Regions from separate parts of the Homo sapiens genome. Here region 2 is linked to region 1. Evidence: chromatin contacts called from ENCODE Hi-C or POLR2A ChIA-PET data. All regions are on one chromosome and are shown on one strand. The core of a region is the stretch at or near the end of the contact, and the rest is flanking DNA. Distances in the headings are between cores, read along the strand shown.

What was found. Hi-C counts contacts between places; a loop is a spot of excess contacts on that map. ChIA-PET counts read pairs that join two places held with the same protein, here RNA polymerase II (POLR2A). Pooled maps may share reads with other maps.
Region 2: a map of Right ventricle myocardium inferior shows a loop between it and region 1 (17-fold over the local background). The contact joins two enhancer-like sites. A Hi-C loop is called at or near these places in 1 of 168 maps with a recorded cell type or tissue (Right ventricle myocardium inferior) and 6 of 50 pooled maps. POLR2A ChIA-PET finds 5 or more read pairs at or near these places in 3 of 52 experiments (AG04449, AG04450 and BJ).

The regions. Positions count from the first base shown.
Region 1 is chr6:169,068,311-169,075,249 of GRCh38, forward strand. It overlaps LOC102724357 (a long non-coding RNA gene), which reads left to right. Exons shown (of 2, transcript NR_134619.1): 2 at 879-1,114. Among named protein-coding and RNA genes, the nearest start is that of LINC01615, 91 kb to the right of the region's middle. RefSeq lists an enhancer at 1,504-2,703. Within about 2 kb of position 2,828, at least 3 of the 41 ENCODE cell types and tissues checked have a DNase peak (open chromatin) inside an H3K27ac peak, as active enhancers do.
Region 2 is chr6:169,188,760-169,195,081 of GRCh38, forward strand. No RefSeq gene overlaps it. Among named protein-coding and RNA genes, the nearest start is that of LINC02544, 9.2 kb to the left of the region's middle. RefSeq lists an enhancer at 1-80. Within about 2 kb of position 1,617, at least 13 of the 41 ENCODE cell types and tissues checked have a DNase peak (open chromatin) inside an H3K27ac peak, as active enhancers do.

The sequences.
Region 1 (6,939 bases), core at 1,578-4,077:
AAAAAAAAGTTTGTATTGTTTCAGCATAATCTGTAGGTATCTACGCAAAACCTACTCACGAGGCTAACTTCAGAAGGCTCATTTTCACCTCCCTATAAATCTGATTTCCTTTGTCCACTGACTCAGGCAGTTCCAACCCCCATTTTATAAGACACTTTCACCAAAGAACCAAAATGTCAGACCAAGTAAACAGCACCACGGATCACTTGCTTGTCATAAACGCAGCCAAAATGGCATTGCTGCTACAATGGCTATTTAAATCTGCTGTTTTTCTTCCCTAGATAAATCTAGAAAAATCACCATGTTCTTTGAGGGAAGCTGAGAGGGAAAACCAAAAAAGTACAAAACCAGATTCAGAAGAGAAAGGAAAGATTATCTTGAGTGAGGTTGTCCTCCAAAGACAACTCTTGGCAGAGGCTGGTGGTACGGGGAGACGTCAAAGCCTCCATGTTCAGGCGTCCAGGGTCCCAGCCTCTAAAACGGCTTCTGCCATCCATGGCCGCCAGACATTATTTTTGACTAAATTCCATACTTTTTTATCTGAATTGGCTTTTGCACATGAGACAGGCAAAGGGTTTAAAAATAGTTACACCATAGTCCATTGACTTCTCATTTTTATCACTTACACGGATAAGTCATTTTTAAAAATCAAGGGTATCTTTTTGATGTGCACCTAGCATTTGCGTGAGGGTGGTGTGTTAACACTGGAAAATAGGGCTAATTCAGACTTCCTTGTTACCGGGCCCCAGTTTTTAAGTGATCTGGAAGTCCTGAGTGGATTGTGTATCCACTGAGCTACTGCCCATTGTCTGGTAGTTCTCAGAGGACCGTGCAGAAACTGATAGGAAGTGAAATACTATTTGTGTTCGCTTGTGTAGGTGAATACATCTCCAGGATGAGGCCACCCATTTTGGCTTCCACTAACCCGGAGGAACCTGGAGCAAGGAAACCAAAGGAAGTATTCAGGAAGCTTCAGATTTGACTGCTGGCATTATAGGCAAGAATTACACACACATGACTTACTGTTCACTATTGGTGAGAACTCGTGTTCTCATTTCGGGCAATGTTTAGAATGAAGCTCCATTAAACATGCTTGCTCCGAGGAATATCCTTAGAACGGCCATGCTTCTTATTGTGATTGTTATGTTATTTTAAGGTAATTCTTGCCTTTTGGCTGGTTGATTGCATTCTTTAGTTTGAGGCTATGCTTCTGACCTCATTACTCCAATGTCCATCTGCGTCAGCGTCACCTTGACAACAAGAGCAGGGGATGCGTCTTGCATGAGTGGGTGGCCAAAGAGACAAACCTCTGGCTTTCTGGGAGCTCCTAGCGTTCTCCTTGAAACCCTTAACACATATGTGTTTTCTCTGCTCTACATTAGATCTCTAGACTTATCCTACAAAGCTGAAACTGTACTGTTTGACCTACAACCTCCCATTTCCCAGGTGTTCATTCCTGCTCCTTACACTGGTAATTTGCCAAGAGAGTAAATTTTAGGTTACCTTACTGTGATGGTTAATACTGAGTGTCAACTTGATTGGATTGAAGGATACAAAGTATTGATCCTGGGTTTGTCTGTGAGGGTGTTGCCAAGGGAGATCCACATTTGAGTCAGTTGTCTGGGAAAGGCAGACCCACCCTTAATCTGAGTGGGCACCATCTAATCAGCTGCCAGTGAATATAAAGCAGGCAGAAAAACTTGAAACGAGAGGCTGGCCTAGCCTCCCAGCCTACATCTTTCTCCTGTGCTGGATGCTTCTTGCCCTTGAACATCAGAATCCAAATTCTTCATTTTTGGAACTTGGCCTGGCTCTCCTTGCTCCTCAGCCTGCAGACCGCCTATTGTGGGACCCTGTGATTGGGTGAGTTAATACTTAATAAACTCCTCTTTTACATATACATCTATTGCATTAGCTCTGTACCTCTAGAGAACCCTGACTGATACACTTACCATGCCCGCACACACACAGCAACTGTGTGAAATGATGTCCGCATTAATTGGCTTGACTGTAGTCCTTGCTTCCCTATGAGTGTGCATGACCAGATCACTGGATCCAAACAGCGTGTCACACACCTTAAATACATGCAATACAGTAAATTAAAACTATGACGTTCCCATGTGTTCTTAGCATGATGAAAAAGAAATGCCAGATTCACAGTGTGTTTTCTGGGGAGAGCAAAGAGGGGAAATTTATGTGCCAAACTGGAGTCCCTTAAAAGAAAATGAATTTCAGATATTTCAGCCTGCTCTCACCAGGAGGGGTTCTCTGCTAATAATTGTGAAGGAACGCGATAGTCAGAGGCACAGAGGGCCTGAGTGCAGCTTTAATAACTTTGGACAGGACCTGGGTCCTGAGCGTGAGTCACGCTGAGGTCGCTGTGAACGGCTGAGCCCTGGGCTGTGAGTCAGCCCCTCGAGGCGCATGATACAGCTTCAGGCTCCACCAACAGTAGGTGCTTAGAGACTCATGGGCTGCTGGGTTATGACCGAATGAATCAGCCTGAGGGAGAAGATGGTTTTACGACAGAAAGTGGGACTGTGGTGCCAATTTTCTGTTTGAGTTTTGTGTGTCTACACAGTTTGACAAAAATGGCATTTTATTTAAGCATTGTGCACATTTCTTAGAGAATCCGAGGTGACCTATCTTGAGAAAAGGAATTCAAGCTGGACCGACCACAGACCTCGTGCTAAGCATTGGAATCATTGCCCTGCCAGATAGCATTTCAACATCTATTTCCATCCTTCTTCACAATATTACTTTTAACTGATGTCAAAATAAACAAGCCTAGGAATATCCAAGCAATTTGTTCTCAGAGCGCCTGGTGTCCAGTTCAGTGCCTGGACTGAGTCAATAGCACTGTGAGTGATAACATTCTTTATACTGTTAACCAAAAAAAAAGATAGGTTCCATGATTTTTTGTGCCCCACGTATTAATACATGGTTGTAGCAATTATTTTCATGCACAAGGACTGTGCACCTACCTGTGTTTTTGATTCTGCATTAAGGAACCATTCATATCAAATGTTATAAACCAGGGAGCTGGGTTTATAGTTAACATACACACATGCACACAAAATAACTGTCAACATTTAAGCAAGTTGCTTACAGATTAAAACTATGTTGACAATAATCGCAAATAGAGTACTATTGACACCTCAGAAGGACTTCTGTTGCCCTCCTCACCCTCCCTCCCTTCCTTCCAGAAGGTGACCCCTAATCTGAGGGCCAACGCTGCAAAGCGGCTCTGTCTGTTTCAAAGCTGAGCACACGTGGTGTCACGTGACACATGGTCTTTTGCGTCTGACCCCTTCTAGTCTGCATGATGTTTGTGGCATTCATCCATGTCCTATGCAGTAGAGAAGATGCCATTCCTGTAAAGTAACTCATTGTAAAAAGAGACACCGTTACTTATTGATACATGCTACTGCTGATAGACATTTGATGTGTTCTCAGTTTGAGGTCATAATGAATAAGACTTCTGTGAACATACTTGATATGGCTTGGCTCTGTGTCCCCACCCAAATCTCATCTCAAATTGTGATCCCCATGTATCGAGGGTGGGACCTGGTAGGAGGTGATTGGATCGTGGGTGCGGTTTCCCCCAGGCTGTTGTGATAGTGAGGAAGTCTCATGAGAGCTGATGGTTTAAAGGTGGCGCTCCTCACTTGGTTCTTGGTTCTCTCTCTCTCCTGCTGCCTTGTGACGAAGGTATTTGCTTCTCCTTCACCTTCCTCCATGATTGTAAGTTTCCTGAGGCCTCCCCAGCCATGCTGAACTGTGAGTCAATTAAACCTCTTTCCTCTATAAATGACCCAGTTTCAGGCAGTTCCTTACAGCAGTGTGAAAATGGATGAATACAACACCGTGTGCTTCCTTGGTGCTCATATGCACGTTTATGATGTCTGATGTCGCGGCAATGAATATGTCTTCACAGGACGCCAGCTGCAACCATCTGCAATCCACTGCTGCCTTAGTGTGAAGGCTGCACTGCCTGGGAGCTGTTCCTCAGCAACATTCACGTGGATAGGAAGGCTTAGCGGAGCCCGTCCTTGGGGAGGCGCTGGGCTTCTCTGACCGCTGGCTTTGGCCTTGGGGCTCTGCAGCAGCAGTGGCAGTCTCTCAGTCTACAAAGAGGTCCAAGATGCATCCTCCCAGCCTCCTTTCTCTCTGTCCTCCTCTGGGGTAGAACTCGAGTCCCAGCCTGGCCACTCTCCCACATTGTTTCCCTTGCACAGGCATTCCTCCTTGTAAAATCCTCACCCAGTTAATGTCAGTGTGGCCTCTGCTCCCCGGAGCCCCGGACCACCCAGGGTCCTGCCCAGATCCTCTTAGATTCCATGCACAGCGTGCGTCTGTGGGTTTGCTGCTTGGGGTCCACACCACAGACCTCATGAGAGTATCCAGAGGCTGTGGAACAGGGTGTCCCATCGGGAGGGAGGAGTGCTTAGGAATCCAAAGCCCCAGATGAGTCTGTGGCCTGGGAGTGACCGGGCAAAAGCCCCTTGCACTCGCCTCAAGGCAGGACATATCCCGAGACGCAGTTTCTACTTCAGTGCCCTTTGACAGATCCGGCTGAGGCTGGGACTTCACCTGAAATCCAAGGTTTGAAGAGAATGGCAGGAGTTTGAAGTTGTTCCTGAGAATTAGGGAGCGAATTTTGACCAGGGAATCACAGCTAGGGAGAGGCCAGAGCTAAGGACCCACTTGGCGCTGTAACTGGGGGCATCCCGAGAGCCGCACTCACCCGAATTGAACCAAACGCATCAGGACCACAGTGTGTCTACATTTCAAAAGTACCTTATTCTTATTGACACAGCAGATTTGTACACAAGAATAAACAATATGAACCAACACTTTATGGTTTTTATTTAAAAGTGTGCCTTTGAGAAGTGATGAAAAAGCAGAATTTTCTGGAGAAAAACTTGGGAATCAGATGATGAAATCACTTTCCAAAATATGACTTTACATTAGAATGTCTGCTAGAGAAGCCTGGAATCTGGATAAGACCAACAACAGGAGGCTGCAGCTCCTACACCAGCCCCACCCTGATGTTCTGGGTGGCCTGGAGCAAGGAATGGGATTCCTGGGTTTCCTGACTCCACATCCTGAGAGGCTGCACCAGCCCCAGAGCAGCCCAGTTGAACGGACGGAGCAGCAGGGCTGGGGTCAAGTGGAATGCTCCCAACCCCTGCTAGGAATGCTGACCATCACCATGGGTCTTCATAAATACCCTGTGGCTATAGAAGTATTTGGGAATTCACCAAGATATCCCAGCTGCCTCTCCTACAGAATTCTTCATCTTGACCCTAGATAATTACTGCATTGCAAATTCAGAAAACTATGTGACCAGCTTCATGCCAGAGAGCCACTCGGGGCTGTGAAAGAGTTTAGCCATGACACACAGTGCATTGCAGGAGAACGGCCTTCTCTGTGTAATGAGACCCCTACGGCTGCAAACCTCGGTGCTTTCATTACAGTTCCATCTTAGCAAAATTATTTCACTCCTTGAAGCCTCAGTTCCCATATGTGTAAAATGGGGAAATAGCTCAACCTCCCAGGAGCACAGGCAGGTATTCCAAAGACATGGACAATTACTAGTGTAAACTGGGATCCATTTCTTGAAAGTAAGCATTTTGATAAGAGAGAAAAATAAAGTATATTTTTAAAGGCCAAAATAGTTTGTTTTGTTTTGTTTTGTTTCTTTGAGATGGAGTCTCACTCTGTCACCCAGGCTGGATGGAGTGCAGTGGCACGATCTCGGCTCACTGCAACCTCCACCTCCCGGGTTCAAGCAATTCTCCTGTCTCAACCTCTCGAGTAGCTGGGACTACAGGTGCACACCACCACCCCCAGCTAATTTTCATATTTTCAGTAGAGACAAGGTTTCACCTTATTGGTCAGGCTGGTATCGAACTCCTGACCTTAGGTGATCCCCCCCGCCTCTGCCTCCCAAGGTGCTGGGATTACAGGTGTGAGCCACTGTGCCCGGCCAAGATTTTTAAAAGTCTATGTGATGATATTGGCAGATCACATAACATACCATTAAGTATAGTTTGCTGAAAAAAAAAAATGCTTTGGAATCTGATACACGTTAGTTGCAATTCCTGTCTGTCACTCATGGACATATACATCTTCATCAAATAAATGTTTATTGCTTTCCTACCAAGCTTTTGCCCCAAATTCTTAATACATACAATTGAATTCCTTTCCTAAAATGGATATCATGATTCCCACTCTGAGGACTAACTGTGATTAGAAATGAATGGCCCTGACCGGAGCGTCTTACAGAATGTTGGCCTCACAGGGACCCCCTGGCTTCTTTTTATCATATCCCTCTAGTCCCCTGGAACTGCTGTAAATAAGCCATGTGGATTTATCATTTCTGCTTGAGGGAAAGTTTGTCTTGGCATATTTGGAAAAAATAAACAAACTAAAGATATTGGGCAGCTTGAGAATAAGCCAGGGGCTGCCCTATGCTACAAGTCTTCAGAAATGAGTCGGGATGATACTTCAACCCCACTTGGATCAAAGACTTGGAAATGAGGAAAGGAAAATCATACCTAAGGTCACTTCCGAAGGTCAGAGGATATCTGAAGGCATGTGAGGATGTGAGGAAGGCTCTGGATTTACTGTTTCCGGCTAACGCTATTCAGAAGTGTTAATGAAATAGTCACTAAAGCTTCTCATGTGCTTCCCATGTGTTTACTTGTGTGTAAGGACCATACAGTTTGATAAGACAGTATTTGTGCACAAAGAAACAATCTAAGAACATACATTTAGCTGCTAAGATGTATGACATAAACTTTGTCTACTTTGACAGCCAGAAAAAAAATGGAAACTCAGTGAGGGCTGAGGCATTCTTGCACAGCGGGAATGAGCGTTGTTTTGGAGGAGCCATGGACACACTGCTTAGTTTTCGTTTTCAGCATGTGGCCA
Region 2 (6,322 bases), core at 367-2,866, 120 kb after region 1:
TCGCTGACTCACTCGGCAGCTGCAAAGTAAGGGGCGAGCTTGTTTTCCTTGAGCACCTGCTTAGGAGTCCTTTCACAGAGGTTTTTTTTTTTTTGGAGATGGAGTCTCATTGTGTCACCCAGGCTGGAGTGCAGTGGTGCCATCTCAGCTCACTGCAACCTCCACCTCCCAGGTTCAAATAATTCTCCTGTCTCAGCCTCCTAAGTAGCTGGGATAACAGGCATGCACCACCACACCTGGCTGATTTTTGTATTTTTAGTAGAGACCGGGTTTCACTATATTGGTCAGGCTGGTCTTGAACTCCTAACCTCAGGTGACCCACCTGCCTCAGCCTCCCAAAGTGCTGGGATTATAGACATGAGCTACCACGCCCAGCCAGGAGTCCTTTCACAGAAGTTCTGTTTCACAGTAGCACATGGTATACATTGTGGGGCTAGAACGAAGAAAGTGCAACGTTTCCCATATTTTTTGTCTGTTGGAAATGTTACACTAGACACACATCAATTAAGGTGACAGAAAAACTTGTGCAGCCTCCTGGAACAGTGAGCCTTTTTCCTTCTCGATCACTGGGAATAGACATCAATGGGGTTTTGCATATTTCCCTCTCACAGAAATCCTACTGGGCACTTCAGCGTAGCTTACACAGAAAGGCAGGTGCTGCACTCATCACCGAGGGCAAAGAGACACTCACAATGGCAGCTGAGCCGCGGGTGGGGTGTGCTGGGCAGAGCATCAGCTCCTGGGCTAGGGAGCGCAGGGGTGCAGGAGTTGATTTGGGATCCCATAGCTTCACTGGAACACTTTGTAAACTGCAAAATTGTATTTTTTGCAAGGTGGAATTTATTTACTCCTTTCATTTTCTGGGCTTCATTATTCAAATAATTAGTTAAGAGGATCAAAATATGTGTGTGATACTCAGCACATCAGACAATATTCTGCTTCTCATGGGCAAACACAGGGGTGTGAAATTCCTTATCGTTAATAAAAGCAGCTCTGTGGGACCCGTTACGTCCCCAAGCCGGAGCACCACGCTCCTGTGTGGCCTTCCCTTGTGGTTGTCGAATGTTGTCGTTGTTTGCCAAATGTTGGAATGCTTCTCTGTAAAAGAGTTTCTGGGAAAGTACCAAATCCTGAGCCCTGAATTCGTCCCTACTCTATTCACATCCTCCTCACTCCTCAGGACCTGTGAGCCTCAGAGCCACCAGGCAGGGCCTTAGCCTGCATTGTCAACACCACAGCCCCCTACCTAGAGAGTCTCTGGGATGCCACAGGCATGAACAAAATATGGCAGAAGGGTTGAGTGAGTGAATTAATACATTTTCATGATTATTTGACTTCAAAATATTTTCTAAGGCCACATGCAGTTACTCCCTCACTGTGGGATTCATCCACCTTCATAATACTCAACCCCACCCTCCCACACACACAGCAAGGCTTCCTAGGACAGGCTGAGCATCAAGCTTGGGGCTGCCCCATCTCCAGCTTCCCAAGCCCTGAAGCTCAGACATGAATGCTCTGGTCCTGCCCAGTGTCTCCCGGGCCCTGATTTGCACCAGTCCCAAACAAAGCCCTGCACCTCCCGGCCCTTCCCCCGGGCAGTTCCCTCTCCCCCATCAGTGGACCTCAGCACCGCGCCAGACATGCCTGTGGGAGCCCTGTGTGCAGCCAAAAGCAGCCCAACCGTAGGAATCTGAGTTCTTCCTGCCTTGGGTCATCGTTATCGAGCTTTTCTGGGAAATTTGGGATCTTAGTGTCTGGCAAAATTTATATTACTTATTTAAGGCAAGTGTTGCAATTTTCCATTTCATAATCAAGTAAAAGCTAGACATATTCTTACTAGCCATTAAGAGAACCACAAATGATTTGCTAATTTTTTTCAAAGAAATATTTTTATTTCATATGTTGGCACAAAATGTAATAGTTATTTCTGGGTTTGGAGCTTTCCCTGAATAAGAATTCTGGATTTAAAATGTTGAAGACTATTTCAATTTTAAAACTAAAAGAAAATATGCAGAACACTATGAAAAGTTTAATACTGCATAACTTAATGTTATTAAAATGTGTAAAACTTGCAGCATATTAAACTATAAGAGAAACCCAAACTCAAAAAAAGCTACACAAAAGTGGCTACAACTAAAATGGACCTAACATAACTCAAAAATTTCTACTTCTGGCCATAAAACAGTAGATACGGTCTCTGAAACCCCAATGTGGCCCTGATAACAGTCAGTGTGGAGTTGTTAGCATACCAAGAGGAATTCAGCGAAGGGAGGACAGAAAAGCCATCACACTGGTCACCCACTGTGGGCCTCCTGAAATTCTCACCCTGTCTCTGCAGACCTGCCGCACAGATGAGAAAACTGAGTTTCCAGAGAGCTGAATGATTTGGAGTCACACAGACCTACAGCGCGTGTCCCAACCCTGTGCCTCTCATTACATAATAGTGCCTGCTTTGTACAAACATTCACTTTCATTCGTGCATGAATGATTTTTTAAGGAAAAGGTTGTAACAGCTGCCTAAGAGTCAGGGACCAAAGTTAAGGATCCTGGCCCCTCACCGACTTGCTTTAAGACCTTATACCATTCACTCGGCCTCTACGCCTCCTCTTAGGGCCTTTGCTTGCAGAAGATGGTAATTCCACTGACCTGCACCAGCTCACTTGTTGTTAGAGTTAAGTAAGAACATAAAGTAGTGAGATAGGTCGTTTTTCTTTTTATATTTGACTGATGCTTCAAATATAATTTCATTTCATCTGGAATATATTTTGATAGCAATTTTTCTTTACATCATTTTACTGTTAAACACAATAAACAAATAGGATATTGAGACAGAAAAGTTACAAAGATTCTAAACCAATGACTGATGATCTCTGGTATCAAATTTCCTATTAGTTTTGAAGGCCTGGCTGGAAACCCCCTTTTGCTCCATTTTTATTTCTGACATTGACCCTGCCCCAACCCTGCATAAACCTAGGAGGAGATAATCATGGCCCCGTGTGATCCTGGGGGGAGATAATCATGACACCGTGTGATCCCGGGGGGAGACAATCGTGACACCGTGTGATCCTGGGGGGGAGATAATCATGGCACCGTGTGATCCTGGGGGGAGATAATCATGGCCCCGTGTGATCCCGGGGGAGATAATCATGGCCCCGTGTGATCCTGGTGGGAGATAATCATGACACCGCGTGATCCTGGGGGAGACAATTGTGACCCCGTGTGATCCTGGGGGGGAGATAATCATGGCCCCGTGTGATCCTGGGGGGAGATAATCATGGCCCTGTGTGATCCCGGGGGAGATAATCATGGCCCCGTGTGATCCTGGGGGAGACAATCGTGACACCGTGTGATCCTGGGGGGAGATAATCATGACACCGTGTGATCCTGGGGGGAGATAATCATGGCCCCGTGTGATCCTGGGGGAGATAATCATGGCCCCGTGTGATCCTAGGGGAGGCAATCATGACACCGTGTGATCCCGGGAAGAGATAATCATGACACCGTGTGATCCTGGTGGGAGATAATCATGGCCCCGTGTGATCCTGGGGGAGATAATCATGGCCCCGTGTGATCCTGGGGGAGATAATCACGACACCGTGTGATCCTGGGGGAGATAATCACGACACCGTGTGATCCTGGGGGAGATAATCATGGCCCCGTGTGATCCCGGGGGGAGATAATCACGACACCGTGTGATCCTGGGGGGAGATAATCATGGCCCCGTGTGATCCTGGGGGGAGATAATCACGACACCGTGTGATCCTGGGGGGAGATAATCACGACACCGTGTGATCCTGGGGGGAGACAATCATGGCCCCGTGTGATCCTGGGGGAGATAATCATGGCCCCGTGTGATCCTTGGGGTAGATAATGATGACCCTGTGTAATCGTTGGGGTAGATAATCATGGCCCTGCGTAATCCTAGGGTATATAATCATGGCTCCACCTAACCCTGGGAGGAGATAATCATGATCTGTGTCATCCTAGGAGGAGATAATCATGGCTGCGCATTGGGACGCCTCCTTTTCTCGGCTGGAAGATGTGCCCGGAGCGGACTGAAGTCACTGCTCTTGGTGCATCTGGAATGTCCTTCCAGTGCCTGCTTCTTCCTTTCAATGAGCTCCCTCTGCCCTTGGAACCCAATTCTCTCCTCAGCAGCAGCTCAGAAGATGACATATCTGTTTTTCCTAAAACCGAACCCTGGTGACCAAACCCTTGATCATGGCCTCAGAATCAGAGAAGTGTTTTTCTCCCTCTCTTTCCACCTTCCGCTCTTTGAATTCTCCTCTGTCCACTCCTTTTCCCAGTTTTCCTTGTTTCTCTCCCTCTCTTTCCACCTTCCGCTCCTTTGAATTCTCCTCTGTCCACTCCTCTTCCCAGTTTTCCTTGTTTCTCTCCCTCTCTTTCCACCTTCCGCTCCTTTGAATTCTCCTCTGCCCACTCCTCTTCTCATCTCCCCATCTTCCTGTATAATGGGCTTTATGCCTTTGCTTCCCCAAGCCCACTCTGTATTTCCTCCGTCTTTCATGATGAACTTTTTCAGGGCAGGTGGTGCATACGGACCTCCCTAACCTCTCCTCCACCCCTTTTTCTACAACTCCAGTTCTCAGCATCTGTGCTCAGCAGTCCCTGGGAAACACGCTCTCCTGAGGTGCCATTAACATTCTTATCTCCAGACAGAACAGTCTCTCCTCAAATCCCAATTTTGTTGGCTTCTATGCAAAGAGAAGCAGGAGGTAAAGAGATCTCTTCCCTGGCTCATCCCAGTGGGGAACCTGCGGACTCTGCCAATGAAGAAATGCTGAAGAATTGCAAGAAGGACACTGCTCCAAAGGAGAGGAGAGGAGTACAGATGCAAAAGGAGCTGTGCACAGCGGGAAAGGTGGCAGGAGCTGCACAGACACCCATTCCAGCGTCATTCTTGCTGCCTGTAATCAATTCCTGTTCCCTTATTCTGGTGGTCAGTGTTCCTCAACAAATCACGCAGAGCCCCTTCCAACAACTGGGTAATCTTTTTGGCAAAACAGATTCTGTGCTCTCCAGGGAATCTCAATCTGTGATATGAGATGCCGTCTTGAATTCAAAATGGTGAACCTCTCGGAAGACTCTTCTAATTTAGGTACATTGGATTCTAGCTCTTTTGGATGAAAGTGGGAGAAACACAGCTTAGAGACCAGAGAACATTCTCAGCACCTGATCACATCATTGTAGTCCTAGATGTCCACTCAGAGGTCTTTGCTGAGCACCAACCACTCTTGGAGGAGAACTGCTTGGAAACCAGGATGTAGATGCACAAATGTGCTCTGCCCTGACTCAGCTTGGAGCCCCCATCAGAGCTGTCTCCCTTTCCAGGAGAGTCTGCCTATCACAGACACTCTTAGTTCCCTGGACTGTGTCTTTTTTGACGAGCTCTGGTGTGAGCTACAGTGACAATGGACATTCCTATCACTCTTGACGGCATCCTACCTCAAGTAAACACTGTGTTTCTCACATTTTCTAAACCTACAGGTGGAGGCAGCCCAGAATTATGGGCAATTAAAGGCATGGAGAGTGAGGGAGTGGGAGGTGAGCTGATGAATAAATGCCTCAGACTCCTTCAGCTGAACATTTCTTCCTGGTTCCTCAACAGGATCCTGGGAAAATTGAGCTTCAGTTGCCCACAGCAGTAACCAACTCAATAATGTACACTTTAAATCTCTCTTGTAGGTTCCCTGCTCCCGGGTTCAGCTTCCTGGGGTCACCTCCAAAAAAAAAATGACTTGACCTCAAGCTCAGATCCAATGCTCTGCTTTAAGACAAAGCCCAATGAAAGTTTTCTTCATAGTTAGAGAATAAACACAAGGAAACTAATTGTATTATTATCAAGGCTATAATTATCATACTTTCATCAACATGAAACCATGATCATCCAGGCCCGAGAGAGCACTCCCACACAGATGCTCATGGGCCTTATGGGAAGCCCTCTCCCCTGCAGCTGGGCTCGGACCCTCACTCTCCACCTCCCCCTAGCCCTCAGCCCTAGGGCAGGCCATCCTTTTTCCAGTAACACAGTTTTGTTTTGTTTTGTTTTGTTTTTTCCCGAGTCAGCTACAATGGAGCATATTTAAGTTTTGAAAGTGCATTCCATTGGAAAGTTACACCCAGGACATTTTAAGATTTGGGTGTTTCTTAAACTCTTTAGTGTCCCATTCAGAGGTTATTGCATGGGAGTTGCCTTTGTGATGGTTGAGCTCATCCACCCTACACTGGTTTATCCTAGGCAAATTCTCCAAGGGTCCCACATTTTATTCCTTCTTAGAGGCTCCTGTCTGTGCTCCTCCCA